Regions from separate parts of the Homo sapiens genome. Here region 1 is linked to region 2. A link is a loop called in an ENCODE intact Hi-C map of the cell type or tissue named here. Cell type or tissue: K562. All regions are shown on one strand. Links, peaks and the distances in the headings refer to the core of each region. The heading gives the core; the rest is flanking DNA.

Region 1 (12,396 bases), core at 1,514-9,513, 110 kb before region 2:
CTCCTGGGTTCAAGCAATTCTCCTGTCTCAGCCTCCCAAGTAGCTGGGATTACAGGCATATGCCGCCACGCCCAGCTAATTTTTTGTATTTTTAGTAGAGATGGGGTTTCACTGTGTTGCCCAGGCTGGTCTCAAACTCCTGAGCTCAGGCAATCCACCTGCCCTGGCCTCCCAAAGTGCTAGGATTACAGGTGTAAGCCACTGCACCAGGCCCAACCCTGAGCTTCTTTAATTCGGTTCTCTTATAGATAATTGCACTTCCTTTATCTTTCCAAATGAATTATGATCACAAGAAATCATTAATATTCAATACAAACCTCCATCGAGGCTCCGGGACGCCCGTTTACTTGCTGTACGCTCGAAGTGTGGGGCAGGCCTGTCAATTAGAGCACTAGCTTGCCTGGTCTGAGCTTGAGTCCGGCCACTGTATCGAAATTTGGATCCTAGCGCAAGAAATTTGCTTTTGGGAATGGTGTCTGTAGATGTCAATCTGGGGGGAAAATCGTAATAGTCATATTATTATATATTCATCTTATTATTCTAAAACTGTAAAATTAAAAACAAAATCAAGAATAAAAAAGTTTCACAATTCTCAGGGTTTCCATATAGTTACTAAGAAATTTTCAATCAAGTAATCATTATTTTAGTTCTTTGTCATTTCTCAAAGCAACCAGTTGGGACCTATATTAATTTTATTTATAGCTCTATAGAAAGGGCCTTACAGTTTTCAAAATGTTTTTACAGCACTGCAGTATTTTTACTACATCCTTATAATGTTTTCCCCATTTTATAGATATAGGAAACTGAACCTCAAAAAAGAAGTTACTTAAGGTCACACAGCTGTTAGGACATTGGGCAGTAACAAAGTCGAAGCCCAGAGCTCTTTTTCCACTCTCCTGGAATGACAGTTTTGTCAAATGCACTCCAAACTCAATTAATGCCTGGTAATCTATTTAACAGGTTATTTGGTGTATTTTTAAACTCAGTTGGGAACCCCATCTTTTTCCTATATGGTACTCTATGTACTCTTTGTACCATACTGAATTAAAACAATCTATTTCTATGCTGGTCTCCCCTATAAGACTGAATTCTCTAGGAGTAAAGAACAAAGACCATGGCTTATTCATCTTTGTGTTTTTGCTTCTGGCATAGTGCCTGGCATAAATATGATATCCAATAAATATTTGTTGAATAAGGACATAAATTACTACATCAAATACTACCAAAAAGAGAGTATTTTTCCCTTTGAGGTAATTGATTTCAATTCAGCAAACATATACTTTTATGTAAGGGAGCATTAGATTTTAAGGTATTCTCTTATTTTGATGCAATGGATTTAAATATGCCATCCTACAAGTAAGTATACTGGCTGCAGCTGAAATCTATACCACAGTTATTAGACATTCAAAAATCACTTTTTTACTCCTCCTTGCTCTTTTTAAAAAATTCTACTTTTGTGGTTTGATTTTAAAGAAGGAGAGATGATGAAAGCATAAATAAATGTGTTAATGCCAATAATTAAGATTCTTTAATTGGGTGTAAAATGTACCCTCATGTTTTATTTTGAAATAATTGAAATATTAATTTCCTTGAATTTTCTTCTCGTTGACTGTGCTATAGTGCTATTATATGAAAATATAAATAGAAGGAAAAGATATCAGGATTATCTCTCTCTCTCTTTCTCTTAAAGAATCAAGTTTATTTATGAATGAAATGACGTGAGGCCTGGGATTTGCTTCAAAATAATCTCGGAAGTAGGGGGAAGGAGTGGATAGGGATATAGAAGAAACAAGATTGGCTTTGGGGTGATAATTATTGAAGCTGGGTGATAAGTACAAGGGGATTTTATTGTACTGTTGCTACATATGAAATTTTCCATAATAAAGAAACGTTCTTAAAAAGGCAAACTGGGCCGAGTGCAGTGGCTCACGCCTGTAATCACAGCACTTTGAGAGGCCAAGGCGAGTGGATCACTTGTCAGGAGTTCGAGACCAGCCTGGTCAATATGGTGAAACCCGGTCTCTACTAAAAATTTAAAAATTAGCTGGGCATGGTGGTATGCATCTATAGTCCCAGCTACTTGGGAGGTTGAGGCATTGCGCCACTGCACTACAGCCTGGGCAACAGAGTGAGACTCTGTCTCAAAAAAAAAAAAAAGGCAAACTGATAAATAGCCAACTTTCCTTTCAATACAAGTAATTACTTGTCTAAGGTCTGTCTTCTCTACTAGACTGGGTGTTCCACCAGGAGAGAGACTAGAACTATCTTGTAGTATATTCCCAATGCCTAACATGGTGCATACAAGAAGGGTAAGCACATAGAAAATGCTTGGTAAACGAACTCAAGGGGTTAATAATATGGCCTCTTGGCACAGTGGCTCACGCCTGTAATCCCAGCACTCTGGGAGGCCGAGGCGAGCAGATCACTTGAGGTCAGGAGTTCGAGACCAGCCTGGTCAACGTAGTGAAACTCCATCTCTACTAAAAATACAAAAAATAGCCAGGCGTGATGTTGGGCATCTGTAATCCCAGCTACTTGGGAGGCTGAGGCAGGAGAATCACTGGAACCCAGGAGCAGTGAGCCAGGATCACAGACTGCACTCCAGCCTGGCAACAGAGCAAGACTCCATCACAAACAAACAAACAGCAGAGGAAATACTTTCTTCTGTCTTCTGATTATCGGGTACTATTGGGCTTCAAATATGGTTCTGTGTGCTCCCTTTCTGGGTTTCATTAGAGTGAAGCTAACAATCAGCTTCAAGGTTGGCCAGGCACGGTGGCTCACACCTGTAATCCCAGCACTTTGGGAGGCCGAGGTGGGCAGATCATGAGGTCAGGAGATCGAGATCATCCTGGCTAACACAGTGAAACCTCGTCTCTACTAAAAATACAAAAACAAAAACTAGCTAGGTATGGTGGTGTGCACCTGTAATCCCAGCTGCTCAGGAGACTGGGGCAGGAGAATTGCTTGAACCCAGGAGTAGGAGTTTGCAGTGAGCCGAGATCCGCCACTGCACTCCAGCCTGGGCGACAGAGCGAGACTCTGTCTCGAAAAAAAAAAAAAAAAATCAGCTTCACATCTTTAACCTTATAGTATAAAAGCTCCACAAAAAGTAGTCAAGCATTGCTTAGAGAAATTCCATGTGGAAAAAAAAATTAGCAAAAACAAAAAAATAAAAATTCCGTCCGGGCACAGTGGTTCATGCCTGTAATCCCAGCACATTGGGAGGCCAAGGCAAGTGGATCACCTGAGGTCAGGAGTTTGAGACCACCCTGACCAACATAGTGAAAGCGTGTCTCTATTAAAAATACAAAAAATTAGCTGGGCATGATGGCGGGTGCCTGTAATCCCAGCTACTTAGGAGGCTGAGGCAGGAGAATCACTTGAACCCGGGAGGCGGAGGTTGCAGTGAGCCGAGATCGCGCCACGGCACTCCAGCCTGGGCAACAAGAGCGAAACTCCGTCTCAAAAAAAAAAAAAAAAAAAAAATCACACGTGGAGGTAAGTGAGGGTAACTCCCCTTAATCGGACTGACTTTAGCTACAATTAATGCAATCCCAGAGTCCCTGGTAAATACAGGTTCCCATTCCTTACTCCTCTCTTCCTTCTACCATACACAGACAGGTGCTTTGGAAATGTTGAGGCATACTTTTCAACCCAAAGGGAGAGAAATGGATTCATTTTGTCTTGCTTAAGATGATCTCACCTGAGCTAAATAAAAGAGTGCCAGTCATACAATGAAAGGAATTTTAATAGCAGGCTTAAAATAGAAACGTTATAAATAATTTATCCTTGAAAAATACTTAAGTGAGAATAATACCTGAAAAACGTGTGATGTTCTACACAGACTTTCCATAATTTCTTAGCTGCTCGGTAACTGGGAAGTTTGAATCCGATGGTACTTTCATACTGCTCTTGCTACAAAAACACAAATAAACATGGGACATGAAGTATTACATGTGATACAGTACCAGATTACAGTGATACAGTACCAGAGAAATATGGTGCCACAGAAGAGGCCATTGTTACCAATTTAAGGACATAAAATGTCATTTGGAATTTTTTCCTACTTACTGAAAGAAATTCACTCACTGAGGGTGGCTTTTTCCAAAGCAAGAAAGCCAGGGAATGCATCTCATATAATTTAAGCTTTTTTTTTTTTTTCCAGAAAACACACACACATTCATTATACATTTTTCTGAGACACAATTAAGTCACCTCTTGATTGTCCAGACACTGCTTTTCCTTAGTCACTATCTGCATTTGGGACACTGTTCAATGAACAGGGAATGGGATATTGACCAAGTCCTCCAATCAATCAATATTATTATGCAATAGAAATTAGTAATAGGAGCTAAAGATTTTAGTTCAAGCCAGATTTTTAAATCAATTTTTTAAATTGACAAATAAAAATTGTACATACTTATCATCTACAACATGTTGTTTTGAAATATGTATACCTGCCAGGCACGGTGGCTTACGCCTGTAATCCCAGCACTTTGGGAGGCCGAGGTGGGCAGATCACAAGGTCAGGAGTTCAAGACCAGCCTGACCAACATGGTGAAACCTCATTTCTACTAAAAATACAAAAAAAATTAGCCGGGCATGGTGGCACGCGCCTGTAATTCCAGCTACTCAGGAGGCTGAGGTAGGAGAATCACTTGAACCTGAGAGGTAGAGGTTGCGGTGAGCTGAGATGGCGCCACTGCACTCCAGCCTGGGTGACAAAGCGAGACTTCTTCTTCCAAAAAAAAAAAAAAAAAAAAAAAACAACAAACAAACAAACCCAAGAAACACGTATACATTGTGAAATGGCTAAATTGAGCTGATTAACATATGTATTACCTGACACACTTATTATTTTTTTGTGGTGAGAAAACTTAAAATCTAGTCTCTTAGCAATTTTTCAAGAGAACAATACATTGTTATTAATGATAGTCACCATGTTGTACAATAGATCTCTTGAACTTATTCCTCAGATTCTTGAATCATTAAATATTTCTTTTTTCCTTTGATTGATCATTAATTTATCTAGATTCCTCTTATACTGAAGCAAAACATATTCTCCCAGGGTTACTAGAAACACTGTCCTGCTGACCTCTTGCCTCTTTATTTCTACTTTAAGCATATTTTATAAGATGGAAAGGAAACTGACATTTATTTTGAGTGCCTACTATTGCCAGTAACACTATGATTAGATAATATCATCTATATTTTTAGACATGAAGAAACTGAGGTCAGAGAAGTTATTTGCTCAGACTGACAGCTATGAAATGACAGAACCAGATTTTTACCCTCTTCACCATACCATGCCACTGCTAAATCATCTACTGCTGCCACAATACTTTTTCTCAAAATCCTGTTGTTCCTGATTGCCTTCTAAATAAGAATTCTACATTTTTAGAAGCTAAGGATTTCCCATTTTCATATTAACGTGTGTGAGGGATGAGATTCTAATTTGCTGTTATATTCCTAGTCCCTAGAATAGTGTCCAACACAGGAAAGCTCTCAATAAATATTTGTTGATTGAATAACTCTTGAATTTGAAATTTTAAGGGAAGACACTGACTGCTCTGTGCTAGGCATAGGTAAAATAATTATGGTACAAAATAAATGCTTCTATGGTAATCCCTATCCAAGATTTTTAAGGCTCCACATCCAGAATTTGCAGGCACAAATAATTAGCCATTATTCACCAGCAGATGGTGATATATACACACAAAAGCCACCTTAGGTTAGTATCATTTCCTATATAGAACTTACACAGCTGTCATCTCATTTGATCTTCAAATAACTATGATGGAGAAGGTATTATCCTGCCCAAATGACAAGGAAGCTGAGCCTTAGATTTGTCCAGGTCTTTTGCTTAGTATGTGGCAGAAAAGAAGTCAGAACTTTTTAAAAAACTTTAATTCCTACTTAAACAATTTTATGCTATTCCATAATGGCTCTTCAATACAAAAGTTAAATTTGGCCAGCATTAGTATATCCCCAAACCAACTAATAAATGAATTAACTGGTACAAAGTTGAACATCCAACTCTTATTAAAAATCTAGAACTTGGCCCTAGAACTCACTCTCAGTAACCACGAGAAGCTATGCATACAAATAAATTTTAATTATATGAGATAAAGGATTGGTGATGCCAAACATGAGTAATTTATCCCTATAAATAATTTTAAAATCTCATGCTACTCAATTTAAAAATATTTTTCCATTAAGTTTTTGCTTGGCGTAAACAAGGAACAAATGTATCAGTCCAAGTTTAACTTTTTGCAATGGTATATTTACTTACAAAAAGTGAAATGTCCAGAAGACCAGTAGTAAGGAAAAGAAGTAGCATCACAGGACTGATCAACTTAGAAAACGGAATTATCAGCCCTTCAATAGTTAACTATAGAGAGACTTCTCAGATGACTTAATAAGGAAAATGGAAATGTAGATATTTCAGATACAGACTGTGTCTGGTTTGGGAGGAAGGAAATATAAATTCTGTACCTCTCCAGGCCGAATCTTGATGAAAAAGCTACTACGTTTATAAGAAATCTTCAGCACTTTGGGCCAAGGGAAGCGGTTAATTCTCAGCTTATCTTTGTAAACCAGAAGGCCACTAGAGCAGACACCTAGGATGATATCTACTCCTTCCAAGTCCTGAAAAAGAAAAATGTTAGGATTTCAGTCTGGAGCAAAGTACTCAATACACTGTTGACTATTACTAGATAATCTGAAGATAACAACCAAAAACAGTTACAAAACATACAATGAAAAATAAAGCTCAGCCTAACAGTTATAATTTATGGACCTATTATGTTTAAATCAGCAGTCATGACTTCCTGGAGAGCAGGGCTTAGAGCTATGTATACTACCAAATATACACGCACAATTATTAATTCTTGTTTTTTTATGATAAAGTGTTAACAGCTCCAGAAATGATGTTAAATGTAGGAGTTGACTCTATTCCTATATAAACTCAGCATAAGACAATCTTAGGTTCTTAAAATTGATGTTAAGTATATTAAATTAAAAATATGATCCCTAAGTCAAGAAGTTACATTAAGGCACAATGAAATCATATTTATATGCCTCTTTATTAAAGACAACTTTAAAAAATTAAATATGTAATATTAATCATCTATGTCTATAATTCAAAGAAAATAAATTTCACCTAAGTTAGTCCCTACAGCTAACAGTTTGTTTAGCTAAGTAATCAAAACACAAAGTTAAATGCTTCTTGACTACTCTTTCCCCCAAAATGAGTATAGAGAAATATATTAGTGCCTACACGTGTTATAACAGAGAAGCAGGAATTACATACAGTTCCAATTCAGTGACTATGTAACTGAGAATTTCCCAGAAGATGCCCTCTTAAATTTTTAAAGCTTGTGGGTATAACTACATTTCACTTTGGAGAAACAATTTGCTTTACAATATTTGGGAAGGGAACATGCTGCCTGACTCCATCAATACCTGAATTGACACCAGCTTCCAGCAGGAATTGTGAAGCAAAATCTAACCATTTCAGTTTTAGAAACATACCTAATCTGATGTACTGATCTTCCTACAATATACTTTAGAGATTCATAGAAGTTGTAGTACCCAGCCCAAAATAATCCAGAACAACTTTTTTCTTTTTTTTTTTTTTTTTTAAGACAGAGTCTCAACTGTCACCCAGGCTGGAGTGCAGTGGTGCAATCTAGGCTCACTGCAGCCTCTACCTCCTGGGCTCAAGCAATCCTCCCACCTCAGCCTCCTGAGTAGCTGGGACCACCAAAGGCACGTGCCACCATGCCTGACTAATTTTTTGTATTTTCTATGGAGACGGGATTTCACCATGTTCCCCAGTCTGGTCTTGAATTCCTGAGCTTGAGCGATCGGCCGCCTCAGCCTCCCAAATTGTTGGGATTACAGGTGTGAGCCACCACGCCTGGCACTGGACCTCCCCAGCAACTTTAGTAGCTGAAGAAGAGAGAAGTAAGGAGACTTTCCTTAAGGATTCATTCTGTTAGGCTGTATTAGGTAGAACTAGGATTAAAGCTCAAGTTTCCAGGGCCCTACCCAAGTGGTTTTTGAATGAGCCACTGTGGTTCATTCAGTGTGCATCAGAACAACCTGGAGAACTTAAAATGGATTGCTGAGCTCCACCTCCAGAGAGTCTAACTCAGCAGGCCTGGGATGGGGCCTGAAATGTGCATTTCTAACAAGTTCCTAGGTGATGTTAAATGTTGCTGGCTCAGACACCATACTTTGAGAACCACTACTCTAGGCCAGTGGTTCTCAGATTCAGGCATGAATTAGAATCATTTGGGTGCTCATTAAACCAAGACATTCTAGAACCTCGCCTCCAAATTAATTCCATACATCTGAGAGAAGCTCAGGGATCTACATATTTAATGAACATCCTCAGTGATTCGATGTAGGTGATGCTGGCTGTGAAACAGGACTTGCTGCCCACTGCTCTATATTTTCAAATGTTACTGCATGTTAGGAAAATCAATTTCTTTTTCTCTAGGGGCTATCTTTTGATCTTAACAGTAGCTTGGATATGAAACTTTATTCTGAGGGTGGAATTGCTATGGGGCAAATTCAATTGATACAGTTGACTGATTTAACTGATACACTTAAAATGCTAACAAGAGGCCGGGCACGGTGGCTCACGCCTGTAATCCCAGCACTTTGGGAGGCCGAGGCGGGCGGATCACGAGGTCAGGAGATCGAGACCACGGTGAAACCCCGTCTCTACTAAAAATACAAAAATTAGCCAGGCGTGGTAGCTGGCGCCTGTAGTCCCAGCTACTCAGGAGGCTGAGGCAGGAGAATGGCGTGAACCTGGGAGGCGGAGCTTGCAGTGAGCCGAGATCATGCCACTGCACTCCAGCCTGGGAGACAGAGCAAGGCTCCATCTCAAAAAAACAAAACAAAACAAAAAAAAGCTAACAAGAAGTACTATTTCTCTCTCTTTTTTTTTTTTGAGACGGGGTCTTGCTCTGTCGCCAGGGCTGGAGTGCAGTGGCACAATCAGGGCTCACTGTACGCTCGATCTCCTGGACTCAAGTGATCCTCCCGCCTCAGCCTCCCCAGTAGCTGGGACTACAGGCATGAGCTGCTGTGCCCAGTCTACTATCTCTTTTGAATGTTTTAAAATACCCCAGATGTTGTTAAAAAGTATTATATGACACAGATGTGATACATACATAACAGACATGTATCATATAATATCTTCCACATGCATATTAATAAAGGGCAAAGTTATCATTACCTTTGCTTTATGAAGATCAACTCCATACATAGACAACTTTTTGGCATTCTCAAGAAACTCCAAGTCAGCCTGAGCTGGAGTCATGGACCTTTGATAGAATAAAAACATAAAATTCTTTCAGTGTTATAGTGTCATCATTTACAGTAACATTTATATATTCACTGTATTTTAAACACATGAACATATACATACCACTATATTAAGATATATTTCCTAGTCCTGAAAGTAGGTTATTATGGAACAGAACCCATCACTGCCTGTATCTAAATAATTAAAATATACCTTAGAAAAAGACAATGTGAGCAAACAAAAAGTCACCAAAAAGCTGCAAAAAAAATTTTTTTAATCCTACTAAACAATTTCCTTAAAGCTATTTCATCTATCATTAGTTCTGCCCCCTTCTCTTCACTCTTTTTCTCCGACATACATAAGCTCCTCCCGCTAATTTTTCTTGCCAAGGAGATGACCAAATTAAATCCTCAGAGGGCATGGTGTAATTTACAATATCCTCTTATAGCTGCCTTTTTCTCTCCATACCCCTGAATTGAGTTATGGAAATTAAACAAGAGGGCAGCTGATGTTACTTAACTGAGGACTCTTAATCGGGGCAGGCTTGATGAAAAGAAAATTTCTGGTAACAGATGGTGTCCTGCCCACTGATATAAACAAAATAAACTGGTTCACGGAAGCACATAGATAATGGGGCTGTTTTCTCTGTTATTAATATGTCTTCATTACCAGGCATATAATGAATTAGATTTGTTTGAAAACAGTCAGTCTCACTGTCTAAACACTCGCTGTGACAGTCTTTTCTTCTCCTCTATAAATTTCCCGTCTTTTGAAAAGTGTTCATGAGCTGTTATATAGAGCTTTCAAAGACAAAAATATCACTCCTAATGCTGCACAATTCAGACCAATCAAGTATAACTTAACAGTAACAATAATGCAGGCACATCCCCAAGGAAAAAACAGTAAACGCCAGTTTCCCATAAGACTGCCTCAAGCTACAGAAAGCTGCAGGGGTCTCTTCATTTCACAAGGAAAAGTCTCTTCCAAATCCATCTGTCTTTACCCTAATTAAAAGGACAAAGGATTCCTTGGAACAACAACCACCAAAATATGTATACAACAGGAGACAGGGTGCAGATTTGCTACTGATTTAGCCTTCATGAACAAACTTATTTTCACAAGCACTGAAGCATCACACCTAATTCTATTTATTAATGAACCTGAAATTGAAGATTAAAAAAAGGAGAATGGGAAAATTAGCCCCTTATGCAAGTCTGTATATTCAAGTCATTAAAAACATTTCAGGAAAGTTTTGTAGTTTTTAATTTTTTTCCATCTAAGTTACATTTTTTTCTAGTTAACATTACTCCTATTTTATGTTTCTGTTGTTGTTACTGTTATTGACGAGATGAATTTTAGAATTTTTTTTTTTTTTTTGAGACAGGGTCTCACTCTGTCACCCAGGGTGCAGTGCAATGGTGCAAACACAGCTCACTGCAACCTCCACTTCCCAGGCTCAAGTGATCTTCCCACCTCAGACTCCTGAGTAGCTGGGTCTACAGGTGCATGCCACCATGTCCAGCTAGTTTTCTTATTTTTCGTACAGAGGGGGTCTCAGTATGTTGCCCAGGCTGATCTTGAACTCCTAGGCTCAAGCCATCCTCCAGCCTCAGCCTTCCAAAGTGGTAGGATTACAAGCGTGAGCCACCACTCCCGCTGAATTTTAGGATTTTGAAGCTGGAAAGGAGCTTGAAGTTTAAAGAGTACAATAATTTCATTTTGCTGTTGAAGAAACAGGTTCTCAGGGATCACATTACCACAGGCAAGTTAGGACCCTTAGTTGAGACAGCAGACTTAAGTCAAAACTCAAGTCACAATACTTGGGCTGGAATCCAGGCTTCAGTACTTGTAAGTGGCCAGCCAGTGTCTCCCTCCATCTCCTCTATAAAACGAGAATCATAATAATGCGTATTTCTAGATACTAGGATAGGCAATGACTTTGTTTTTGCTGAATGAATGAATGTTACTATTGGGATCGAAATGAGATGATGGTTGTAAAACTGCTTTATAGACATGAATAGTTATTATTGCAGCCTTAGCTTTCTGATAGTCCAGTGGTTCATCTACACACAAATCATAAAATTAAGAGACACAATTTGGATCACTTGAATTTGAAGACAAATTTTAAAACATTAAGTAAAGCAATTATGATAAAATCTTCCCTATACTCACTCCTCCTACCCTACCCTAAGGGACATTAATAGGGTCAATCAATTTGAATACAGATTTAAATTTCACAGTATGTAGTTACATGCTTCTATAAATAAGCATGCTTTAAAAAATAAGGAGAGATCAGGCCTGGCGCGGTGGCTCACGTCTATAATCCCAGCACTTTGGGAGGCCGAGGCAGGCGGATCACCTGAGGTAGGGAGTTCAAGACCAGTCTGACCAACACGGAGAAACCCCGTCTCTACTAAAAATACAAAATTAGCTGGGCGTGGTGGCGCATGCCTGTAATCTCAGCTACTTAGGAGGCTGAGGCAGGAGAATCACTTGAACCTGGGAGGCAGAGGTTGTGGTGAGCCGAGATTGCGTCATTGCACCCCAGCCTGGGCAACAAGAGCGAAACTCCGTCTCACAAATAAATAAATAAGGGGAGATCTTTAAAACTTGTTAGTTGAAAATAATATTTATATTTGAAGTTTGGCTGATGTTTGCATTTAAAATTTTTTACCTAATTTTTAGCCAGGCTCAGTGGCATGCACCTATAGTCCTAGCTACTCTGGAGGCTGAGACAGGAGGATTGCTTGAGTCTATGAGCCTAGGCGACATAGAGAGACCTTGTCTCAGCCAGGCGCGGTGGCTCATGCCTATAATCCCAGCACTTTGGGAGGCCGAGGTGGGCGGATCACCTGAGGTTGGGAGTTTGAGACCAGCCTGACCAACATGGAGAAACCCCATCTCTACTAAAAGTACAAAATTAGCCGGGCGTGGTGGCACATGCCTGTAATCCCAGCTACTTGGGAGGCTGAGGCAGGAGAATCGCTTGAACCTGGGAGGCAGAGGTTTCGGTGAGCCGAGATTGCGCCATTGCACTCCAGCCTGGGCAACGAATGAAACTCCATCTCAAA
Region 2 (12,396 bases), core at 2,589-10,588:
TGAGTACTAGACATAATGTGGTATCCTGGATGGTATTCAGGAACAGGAAAAAGACATTAGGAAAAAAACCTGAGGAAATCTGAATAAAATATGAACTTTAGTTAACAATAATGTATCAATATCAGTTTACTAATGTTAAAAATATACTATACTAATATATTAATAATAGAGGAAACTGCAGTGTGGGGTATATAGGGACTCTGTACTATCTTCACAATAAATCTGTAAATCTAAAACCGTGTGTGTGGTTTTTTTAGACTAGGTCTTGCTTTGCCCAACATGACATACTGAGGACACATCACCTCTGTATTCTTCCCAAAAATCTACTATCTAATCGTGGAAAAAAATCAGACAAACCCCGACTGGCATTTTGTAAAACACCTGGCCGATACTCTATGAACGCATCAATGCTATGAAATGCAAGGAGATACTATCACAGATTGGAGGAGACTAAGGAAGACATAACCACTAAATGCAATGTGATAGCCTAGATTGAATCCTGGTCATCCTAGGTGACAATAAATTATGACTTGTGAAAATCTGAATAGGATGAAAGTTTACCACTACCCTAACCACAATAGAAGAGAGTTCCAAATCCAATCACAGTGCTGCACATCAGTTTTGAAGTCAGCTAAACATTGAGTCTTAGCACCCTCAGTTACTAGCTTCATGACCTTAGATAAGTTACCTCTCCCAGTCTGACTTTATGATTCATAAAAGGAAAATACCACCAGCTAAGGTGTGTTATTGCTGTAAGAATATTAAGCAAAGTGCAGTAAATCTTACTTATTTCTCTCTTCCTATCTTTTCTGCTTTTTGAGCAGAACAAGACAGACTCAAAGACAAATGTTGCCATCTATTTATCATCAAAATATAGTGAACACGGCAAATATGTTTGATCCAAAATGCTTTTCTGTTGCTGCCCTTTATTGATTCAAGCTCAAATGTTAAAGAAAAAAATACATAAAGACAAAACTTTTTCAAAAAATTAAATATACAAACTAAATATACCAAATATATTCAACTCAAATATATTCACAATACTAACAGTATTGGGCTCTCAACATTTAAATTGTCAACTGAGGTATTTAAAAATCTAACAAAATGTCTATACGTGTCTTTGTAAAACAAGAAAATCCTGGAAAAAAGCTTTAGTTCTTCGGTCACTAACTACTCATATTTCTTTGTTCTACTTGTAAACCCTTGACCTCCAGAAAGCTACCCCAAAAATAAAACAACGAATAATATTAATGACAAATATCAAGGCCATACTATCACAGAGCAAGTTTGCTTCTAAGTGATTTGCAGAGCATATGGTCTTTTAATATTCTACTTGATTTTCACTACCAAAAGAAGAGATGAAGAGAATTAGAGTTGACATGGAAGAGAAAATGTACTGAGAGCCTGACAAAACAAGAATATCTAGTCTAAAACTTAACAGAGGAGAAAGATCTTAGACTGAAAATATATAACTAGTTTGGCCTGTTTTTCATCTCCACATTAACAATAACATGAATTATTTGGGAAAAAAAAGATATCTGCTTTTTTTTTTTAAAGGAGGTAGGAGAGAAGCATAAAAAAAAAAAAGGAGAAAAAGCAGCAGCTTTGGCTCCTGGAAGAAAAGATAAAAATATAGAGGCCAGGCATGATGCTCATGCCTGTAATCCCAGCACTTTGGGAGGCCAAGGAGAGTGGATCACCTGAGGTCAAGAGTTCGAGATCAGCCTGGCCAACATGGCGAAACTCCATCTCTACTAAAAATACAAAAATTAGCCAGGTGTGGTGGCACCCACTTGTAATCCCTGCTACTCAGGAGGCTGAGGCAGAAGAATCACTTGAATTCGGGAGGCGGAGGCTGCAGTGAGCTGAGATAGTGCCACTGCACTCCAGCCTGGGCAACAGAGCAAGACTCCATTTCAAAAAAAACAAAAAACAAAACAAAACACTACAAGTTTCTAGTTGAACATTAAATCCAAGAAAATGATTCACATGAAGCAACTTATAATAACCAAACAATTGCAATAAATGCTTAAAATATAGACTAGGCATATTACAACCTCTTGGTTCATCTCTTAAGATTACTTACTATGCAGAAGTAGATTTACTGTTAAAATAAGCTTAAGCTCAGGGCCCTCATTTGTACTGGCCCCTGCCAAGGCCACCAAGCTAAAAGGAAGACTGAATTATCTTTGTGCTGTCTCTATTGAAAATATTACAAAGTCATTGGTCGGGCGCGGTGGCTCACGCCTGTAATCCTAGCACTTTGGGAGGCCGAGGCGAGTGGATCATGAGGTCAGGAGATCGAGACCATCCTGGCTAACACAGTGAAACCCTGTCTCTACCAACAATACAAAAAAAAAAAATCAGCCAGACGTGGTGGCGGGCGCCTGTAATCCCAGCTACTCGGGAGGCTGAGGCAGGAGAACTGCTTGAACCCGGGAGGCGGAGGTTGCAGTAAGCCGAGATCGCACCACTGCACTCCAGCCTGGGCAACAGAGCGAGACTTTGTCTCAAAAAAAAAAAAAAAATTACAAAGTCATAATATAAAACTCTTTAGAGGAGTATGAAGCCAAAAATACAGAAAAAAATGAACTATGACACCATATCAGTTAATTAAAATGTTAAGCTATTTTTCTAAATTTTGTGATATTTGTGCTATTTTTCAGCCTTTTTTTTTTTTTTTTTTAATGACAGAGTCTTACTCTGTTGCCAAGGCTAGAACCACCTTAGCTTCCCAAGCTCAAGTGACCCTCCCACCTCAGCCTCCCGAGTAGCTGGGACCACAGGTACATGCCACCACGTCCCATTAATTTTTAAATTTTTTGTAGAGGTGTGGTATCATATGTTGCCCTGGCTAGTATGAAACTCCTGGGCTCAAGCTATCCTCCTACGTCAGCCTCCCAAAGTGCTGGGATTACAAGCATGAGCCACCATGCTCAGCCTATTTTTCAGCTTTTTAAAATATGTAACTTGTGGTTTTCTCATTCTAGATAGGTATTTGTTTTCATCCCTAGTTTTGTATTCATAATTTTGTATTTTTTCCTAAAAAGTCTCTGTTGATAAGTATTCTGAATACTGATGGAATAATTTAGTCTGCCTCATACTTTCAGTATCATGTATTTAAGATATGTTTAAAAATCTCCCTTCCCATCATGGATCTTGGGTATTATTTATCACAAGGTACAATATACCACAGGATTTTTATTGAGAACTTTTATTTCTTAAAAGCATATTCAGCCAGAGAAAAATTACAGGTAAAAAAGGTGATGAAATGGGCCAGGTGCGGTGGCTCACGCCTGTAATCTCAGCACTTTGGGAGGCTGAGGCGGGCGGATCACCTGAGGTCAGGAGTTCGAGACCAGCCTGGCCAACAAGGTGAAACCCCGTCTCTACTAAAAATACAAAAATTAGCCAGGCATGGTGGTGTGTGCCTATAATCCCAGCTACTAGGGGGTCTGAGGCTGAAGGATCACTTAAACCTGGGAGGCGGAGGTTGCAGTGAGTCAAGATCGTGCCACTGCACTCCAGCCCAGGCAACAGAGAGAGACTCAGTCTCAAATTAAAAAAAAAACACACACACACACAGTTCAGGGCCAGATGTAGTGGTTCATGCCTGTAATCCCAGCACTTTGGGAGGCTGAGGAAGGACAATGTCTAGAGCCCAAGAGTTCAAGACCAGCCTGGGCAATATGACAAGACCCCGTTTCTATAAAAAAAAAAATTTTTTTTTTTTTAATTAGCTGGTGTGGTGGTGTGTGTCTGTAATTCCAACTACTCAGAAGGCTGCGGCGGTAGGATCACTTGAGCCCAGGAGTTCAAGGCTGCAGTGAGTTATGTTGGTGCCACTGCACTCCAGCCTGGGCAACAGAGTAAGACTCTGTTTCTTTAAAAAAAAAAAAAAAAAAAAAGGAAGCAACATATTGTATAATTCTATTTATATGAAATGTCTAGAATAGGTAAATCTAGAGAGACATAAAGTAGTTAGTGCTTACCTAGGACTGGGGTTGCAGGGTGGGGAATGGGGAATGACTGCTAATGAATATGAAGTTTCTTTTCAGGGGGATGAAAATGTTCAAAAATTAGATTGAGATGATGGCTGCACAACCCCATAAACACACTAAAAAACATTAAATCGTATACTTTAAATGGTTAAATCATATGATATGTTAATTATATCTCAATAAAGTCTTTAAAAAAAAAAAAAAAAAAAAAAAAGAAGGCCCAGTGCCAGGCGCGGTGGCTCACGCCTGTAATCCCAGCACTTTGGGAGGCCAAGGCGGGCAGATCATCTGAGGTCAGGAGTTCGAGACTAGCCGCCTGACCAACATGGATAAACCCCGTCTCTACTAAAAATACAAAATTAGCCAGGCGTGGTGGCGCATGCCTCTAATCCCAGCTACTCGGCGGGCTGAGGCAGGAGAATCGCTTGAACCCGGGAGGCAGAGATTGCGGTGAGCCAAGATCGCGCCATTGCACTCCAGCCCCGGCAACAAGAGTGAAACTCCGTCTCAAAAAAAATAGTAAAAATTGGCCGGGCGCAGTGGCTCACGCCTGTAATCCCAGCACTTTGGGAGGCCGAGGCGGGCGGATCACAAGGTCAGGAGATCGAGACCATCCTGGCTAACACGGTGAAACCCCGTCTCTACTAAAAAAAAAATACAAAAAATTAGCCGGGCACGGTGGCAGGCACCCGTAGTTCCAGCTACTTGGGAGGCTGAGGCAGGAGAATGGCGTGAACCCGGGAGGCAGAGCTTGCAGTGAGCTGAGACAGCGCCACTGCACTCCAGCCTGGGCGACAGAGCAAGACTCTGTCTCAAAAAAAAAAAAATAGTAAAAATTAAAATAAAAAAAGAAGGCCAAGGTCACAGCATGTATAAGTCAAGTACCAGTGAGATTATAAAGGAACATCATTTAAAATAATAATTAGTTCCCATTCATTAAGAGCACATTATGTGACAGGTACTATGTTAAGCATATTACATATTATTTCTGATCATTTCGGCAGTTCTAAAAGGGAGGTATATCATGTTAAATGTTATACAAATTTAACAGATGAAGAAACTGAGAAGTAGGGAGAATGTGTAACTTGCATAAAGACAGACACACAGCAGTCAGTACCAGAGCCAGGATTCTAAACCACATTTATGATTCCAAAGATCTTTGACTGTATTGCACTGTTCCTTAGAAACAAACCCAAGGACCTTGAATCAGTAACCTAGTTCTTCTATAATTAATGTTATATGTTACAAAGGACACCCCCTTTAACATTTAAACTCAGCCTGCTCTAGGCACCAGGTGTTCTATCTTGATCACACCAACCTACCCTTATCACCACTTTCCTCAGCCTAACTTTGGACCTGATTAAGTACTAGATCTCCTCAAACAAAACTCTCAGAAATAAAACTGCAACAAACTAAACTGTAGTTTTCTCAGGTATCAAATGGCATTAAGCTTAAAAGAACCGGAAGGGAATATTTACTGAGAGCTATTTTGTTCCAAGTTGTGGAGCTATAATCAGAGATTATATGATCTGTGGTAAATGGTAAAAGGAAGGCCTCCCTACCTCTAACCCAACACCCCTGTACTGTTTGTGTTTCTCTTCTGTGAATGGTAATTAGATATTCCGTGGGTAACTGTGGTCTCCCCTAAGGGTTATATAGACCTGGTGTTGATCACATGAAAGAAGTGGGGCCTGTATCAGATATAACCACAGGCTGGTAAGATAAAGAATTTTTTTTTTCCCTCTGGACCTTCTCCTCTGTATTTAGAGAAATCTGGATATGCTGGAGGCACTCCCAAGTAGCAGAAATAAAGATGGCTTCTGCCACTAGAAAACATATGTGTTGTGGGTCAAGTAAGGGAGGTATCCCAATAGAATACCACAAATTACAGAGGTGTGTGTTTTATCTCGTGAGCCAGATATTACAGAAGCATAATAGTAACTCTGTACTTATTTCCCTTTTTCATCTCTGAGCCTTTAGTAACATACCAGATGTTACAGCCTGGTCTCAGCTGTGTTCTGCAGGAGTATTAAGAGAAGACTCTCCTCTGGGGCAGAAAATTAAAAGAAAGCAGCACCTCTGAGGTCAGCAAGGGATTCCCCAGGGGAAAGTGAATCTTCAGGAACAAAAGTCCTTGCTGTGAGCTCCAATTACTCCACCCCATGTGCAGAATCTCCTTCTAAAGCCAGTTCTGTGGGACCCTGGCTTTTATTTATTGAGATAGAAAGCAGTTTTTCCCTATCAAAAACAAAACCTTACTGTAAATCCAGGTCTGACTCCAAATCCCATATCCTTACTGGCTGTTACATCATACTGCCTCCCAAATATACTATTAATAGAAAATTGTTCAGCCAGAGAATCATTTAAGAGGAGAAGGAGAAAGGGAGAGATGAGAGGAAAGAAGGGGGAGGGAGGGATTTCATCAAAGCAATAAAAACTCCTTGTAGATTGGATGTAAAACACAGAAATATTTAAATTAATTAGCATACACAGAGAGTAGTATCTGATACATAGCTAGCATTCAGTATGTGTTAATTCCCTTCCTTAGGAACAAAGACCATAGAGCCAAGTAGAAAAATGCGGTCTTATGTTTTGGCTTTTGAGGAAGTCCAAATATAATGATATTAGAACAGATACCCAACACGAACAACAAAAAACTCCATGCTTCCTTACTGAAAATTTTTTTTCACAGGTAAAAAGAACCCAGAATTGGGGTGAATTCATCAGTTCTCTGTTTCAATCAAAAAGAGGAACACAATATGCGCTTCTCCAAAATGTATAAAAGCAAAAATATATGTAAATTCACGAATTCATTAAACTGCAAAATCACTTGCTATTTTATTTACTTTAAGACAATAAGGTATATCTTTCTGTAACTGCTAAAAGCTACACTTCAGATTGCAGGTCACTTGTGTACAAGTTCCCCTTTCAAAAACACCCTCCCAACTCAAACCCCTTCCTGTTTTTCAACCTTGTATGTTTACTTTCACATCTGCTGCAAAAGATAAAAGCAACAATGGAGACATCAACCACATGACTGTGTTCTACCCAACCGGAAATAAAGCTCTGAAGCCAGACTTGCTGTGAAATGGGTCTTTAGAATACTCACACTCAGGCATAAAAATGTTACAGTATAAGTCTGGATCAAATCCAAAGATCAACACTAGACAAAACCAGGTGCAGCTATATTACACATGTTTATATATAATAAGCATTAGACAGACATCCAATTTAAGTAGAAAAATGCATAAGTCAAGAGGTAAAAATTATTCTCATTGCAAGATTATTCTCTCCCATCTCCATGAGGTCAGATTTTATCAAAGGGAAAAGGGAACTAACATTTATTGAGTACCTCTGACAGGCACACTACAAGGTTTGTTTTTATTAGTTATTCTATAGATTATCTGCAATGTGAGTATTATGCTCATTCTACAGAAGAAACTGAGGTGTGGAAAAGTACTTTCACAAGATCACAATTAGTAAGAAATCATTGGCTTTGACAGAAGATCCAAATCTCTCCTTCCCCACCCACTCATGGACATAAGTAAAGGTATAGTCGTAAAAAATACTGGCTTTGAAGCGAATTTTCGCTTGCTAGTTGTGTAACTTTGGACAAGTTACTTAACTTTTGGCCTGGTTAATACCTACTCCAAAGAGCTGTGGTGAAGATTAAATGCAAAAATAATAATGGGTAACATTTATCTGGTGCTGGGCACTGTTCTAATCCATTTAATCATCAAAATAACCTTAAAAGATATGTATTTGTATCATACCTACATTACAGAATGATTAGAAGTGAGGTGATATGGTTTGGCTCTGTAGCCCCACCCAGATCTCATCTTGAATTGTAATTTTTGTATTTTTTTTTTTTTTTAGTAGAGATGGGATTTCACCATGTTTGGCCAGGCTGGCCTCGAACTTCTGACTTCAGGTGATCCACCTGCCTCGGCCTCCCAAAGTGCTGGGATTACAGGTGTGAGCCACTGCATCTGGCCTATAATTTTTTTTTGAGACAAGGGTCTCTCTATGTTGCCCAGGCTAGTCTCAAACTCCTGGGCTCAAACAATCCTCCCACATCGGCCTCCCAAAATGCTGGGATTACAGGCATGAGCCCCATCTTTTATATTTTTGTGATCACATATATAAACAGAGTCCTGCTCACTTAACATGTACTAAATGAAGGATCGTGCCATTCCTCTGCTCAAAATCCTCCCAAGAACTCCCGTCTCCAAATAAAATGCGAAGTCATTAACACAGGCAATAAGGCACTACAATGATTTGCTCCTTCTCCTACCTATGACCTCTCTGAATTAAACTCCTGCTACTTTTCCCTAGATCATTTTGACCCAACATGCTGGATCAATGTTTCTCATACACACCAAACCCGCTTAACTTTTGTGCATTTTGTTCCTTCTGCCTGGGATGCTCTTCCCCAGATACCTGCACAGCTCACTGTCTTACTCCATTTAGGACTCTGCTCCAATGTCACCTTATCAGAAGTATCACCCTTATCTAAAATGTACACCCCACCTGCCTCACTGTCTCCCATTCTACTTTCCCTGATCCTCACTAAAATCTGATGTCTTATGTTCTATCCCTGATTTATACATTTATTATTTATCCCCTACCACTAAAATGTAAGCTCCAGGCTGGGTGTGGTGGCTCATGACTATAATCCCAACACTTTAGGAGGCCAAGGCAAGAGACTACTTGAGCCCAGGAGTTCAAGACCAAAATGGGCAACATATGGAGACCCCATCCCTACAAAAAATTTCATTTAAAAATTAGCCAGAATGGCCAGGCGCGGTGGCTCACGCCTGTAATCCCAGCATTTTGAGAGGCCGAGGTGGGCGGATCACAAGGTCAGGAGTTCGGGACCAGCCTGGCCAATATGGTGAAACCCTGCCTCTACTAAAAATAAAAAATTAGCCGGGCATGGTGGTGGGTGCTTGTAGTCCCAGCTACTCAGGAGGCTGAGGCGGGGGAAAAGCTTGAACCTGGGAGACGGAGGTTGCAGTGAGCCGAGATCGCGCTACTGCACTCCAGCCTGGGTGACAGAGCGAGACTCCATCTCAAAAAAAAAAAAAAAAAAAGTTAGCCAGGCATAGTGGTGTGTGCCTGTAGTCTCAGCTCCTCAGGAGGCTGAGGTGGGAGGACTGCTTGAGCCCAGGAGGTTGAGGCTGCAGTGAGCTGTGACCACACCACTGCACTCCAGCCTGGGTGACAGTGCAAGACCCTGTCCCAGAAAAAGAAATAAGCTGCACAAGAACAGATACCTCTATTTTATTCACTGCTATGTCCCAATGTACTTATGATAGTGCCTTGTAAATAGTGAACAATCAATAAGTATTTATTACATGAATAAGTGGTAGATGTTTTAGTTATCTATTACTTTACAATAAATTACCCTCCAAAACATGGTGGCTTAAAACAGCAAACATTTATTATTGCACAGTTTCTGTGGATGAAGAATCCAGGCATGACTTAGCTAGGTGACTCTGGCTTGGGGTCTTTTTTATTTTTTTTTTGAGATGTAGTCTCGCTCTGTCACCCAGAGCTGGAGTGCAGTGGCACGATCTCAGCTCACTACAACCGCCACCTCTCAGGATCAAGCGATTATCCTGCCTCAACCTCCCAAGTAGCTGGGACTACAGGTGCACACCACCACACCCAGGTAATTCTTCTATTTTTAGTAGAGACGGGGTTTCGCCATGTTGGCAAGGCAGGTCTCGAGTTCCTGACCTCAGGTGATCCACCCACCTTGGCCTCCCAAAGTGTTGGGATTACAGGCATGAGCCACGCACCCGGCCAGGGGCTTTCATGAAGTTGTAGTAAAGCTGTCTACTGCATTTGCATTCACCTCTAGGCTCAACTCTGCCTGGAGAATCTGCTTCCAAGATCACTCACACCGAAGATCTGCATCCAAGTTTACTGACAGACCTCGTTTTTAACCACATGGACATCACTACAGACTGCCTGAGTGTTCTCAGGATATGGTAGCTAGTGGTCCCAGGGAGAGGGAGAAAGCCAGAATCCCAAGAGAGAAGCCACAGTATTTTATAACCTAATCTTAGAAGTGACATCCCATCACTTTTGCTGTATTCTATTCAATAGCCCCCACTCAAGGGGAGGAAATTACACTAAGGGTATGCATACCAGGAGGGAGGGATAATTGGGGGCCATAATAAAGGCTGCCTACCACAGTACGCATGATAAAAATTTAAAAACATAAAACAAAAAAACTTGCCCTTTAGTTATATATTCTTTGGTATATTTATTTAAATATGATTCTATGATCATTATGCAATTATTCATCCCAATGCTAGTCTTTTCCATCTTACAAAATACCAAAGAGAATACATTAAATATTGAACATATCTTGTTAACCAGTGTCCATTAATGGTCATATTAGAGATAATACAACTAGCAAGGATAAGTCAACAAAAATAGCATCTGGAGAAAAAAAGACTTACTGGGTAAATCTTGCTAAGTAGATGACACTGACCTTTACTATTTAATCATTATAGGCATCATCTTTAGGAGACGGAATGGCACTTAATAAAAGATCAGCTTTTTATATTACAATTAAAGAAATAATAAAAATTCAAAGGTTACTTAGTAAGCTAGAGGATATATCAATCTACCGTTAAGAAATAAAAAGGTTGCCAAGCGCAGTGGCTCACACCTCTAATCCCAGCACTTTGGGAGGCCGAGGCGGGTAGATTACCTGAGGTCAGGAGTTCGAGACCAGCCTGACCAACATAGTGAAACCCTGTCTCTACTAAAATACAAAAATTAGCCAGGTGTGGTGGCACACGCCTGTAATCCCAGCTACTTGGGAGGCTGAGGCAGGAGAATCGCTTGAATCCGGGAGCTGAGATCCCATCACTGCACTCCAGCCTGGGTGACAGAGTGAGACTCCATCTCAAAAAAAAAAAAAAAAAAAGAAAAGAAAAGAAAGGAAAGAAGGAAGAAAAAGGTTTAAGGCTAATTACACATACCTGATTATCAGAATCAAACAGTGCATCACGGCTGAGTGTGTTGGCTCACACCTATAATCCCAACACTTTGGGAGGCCAAGTCAGGAGGATCTCTTGAGACCAGGCTGGGCAATATCATAAGATCATCTCAGCCTGGGCACAATGGCTCACACCTGTAATTCCAGCACTTTGGGAGGCCGAGGCAGGCGGATCATGAGGTCAGGAGTTTGAGACCAGCCTGGCCAATATGGTGAAACCCCGACTCTACTAAAAAATACAAAAATTAGCCGGGCATGGTAGCACACACCTATAGTCCCAGGTACTTGGGAGGCTGAGGCAGAAGAATTGCTTGAACCCGGGAGGCAGAGGTTGCAGTGAGCCGAGATCGCGCCACTGCACTACAGCCTGAGCAACAGAGTGAGACTCAATCTCGAAAAAAAAAAAAAAAAAATCCTGTCTCTAAGAAAAAATTTTAAAACTGGCGGGGCACGGTGGCATGCACCTGTAGTCCCAGCTACTCAGGAGGCTCAGGTGGGAGGACTGCTTGTGCCCGGGAGTTCAAGGTTAGAGTAAGCCATGATTGCCCCACTGCACTCCAGCCTGGGCAACAGAATGAGACAGAGGATAAAAAGATAACAATAAATCTTCAGAGAAGAAGATATCTTTAAAACCTCTTTCCTCTACCAGGCTTCTTATTCTTGGTCTCCTTTCCCTTAAGTAGCTCTCCTTTACTTTATTTACTTGGCAACAACTATTTCCAACCTAACACAATTATCTCAAGACTATCTAAATATAAAATATAATTTTATAGGCCAGGTGCGGTGGTTCATGCCTGTGATCTGAGCACTTTGGGAGGCCAAGGCGGGCGGACCAGGAGGTCAGGAGTTCGAAACCAGTCTAACCAACACGGTGAAACCCCGTGTCTACTAAAAATACAAAAATTAGCCAGGCGTGGTGGCACGTGCCTGTAATGCCAGCTACTTGGGAGGCTGAGGCAGGAGAATCGCTTCAACCTGGGAGGCAGAGGTTGCAGTGAGCCAAGATCATGCCATTGCACTCCAGCCTGGGTGACAGAGAGAGACTCCGTCTCAAAAAAAAAAAACAAAAAAAAAGTGTATATATATATATATATATATATAAAATTTCATAAATAAAATACTATTTACATTTTCACTGGAAAAACCACAAAGTATACTATGTGGATTTTCTTGCCTCCAAAAGCAATTGTGTTATTTCAAGTGTTGAGGATGCCAGAAAGCTTGAAGATTTAAAAATAACCTCACAAAGAGCTCATTTTCAACACCAGATGGAAAGAAATTACTCTAAAGACACATGTGTAGGAAGACAAATATACAATATCATATGATACCATGCAAAAGGTTTATATAATTACGTAATACCATCAAGACTGGAAA

What was found. A loop is a pair of places that touch in the nucleus more often than their neighbours do. Peaks named below come from ENCODE experiments on the same cell type or tissue, not always from the same donor. Only the 100,000 strongest peaks of a DNase experiment are listed, where the experiment ranks them.
Region 1: it touches region 2 in a loop (4-fold over the local background); 4 of 110 quality-filtered maps call a loop at or near these places.

Annotation. Positions count from the first base shown.
Region 1 is chr1:29,027,348-29,039,743 of GRCh38, reverse strand. It overlaps EPB41 (erythrocyte membrane protein band 4.1), which reads right to left. Exons shown (of 21, transcript NM_001376013.1): 8 at 9,257-9,344; 9 at 6,499-6,651; 10 at 3,821-3,918; 11 at 318-490. Among named protein-coding and RNA genes, the nearest start is that of TMEM200B, 90 kb to the left of the region's middle. In K562, for the core only: a CTCF peak has its summit at 5,700 (motif pointing right); DNase peaks (open chromatin) are centred at 5,733 and 6,593.
Region 2 is chr1:28,921,663-28,934,058 of GRCh38, reverse strand. All of the region lies in intron 1 of EPB41 (erythrocyte membrane protein band 4.1), which reads right to left. It overlaps LOC124903886 (a long non-coding RNA gene), which reads left to right. Exons shown (of 3, transcript XR_007065563.1): 2 at 5,982-6,085; 3 at 6,694-6,830. Among named protein-coding and RNA genes, the nearest start is that of EPB41, 13 kb to the right of the region's middle. In K562, for the core only: no CTCF peak of the experiment used is centred there; DNase peaks (open chromatin) are centred at 5,632 and 6,988; H3K4me3 peaks cover 145 bases.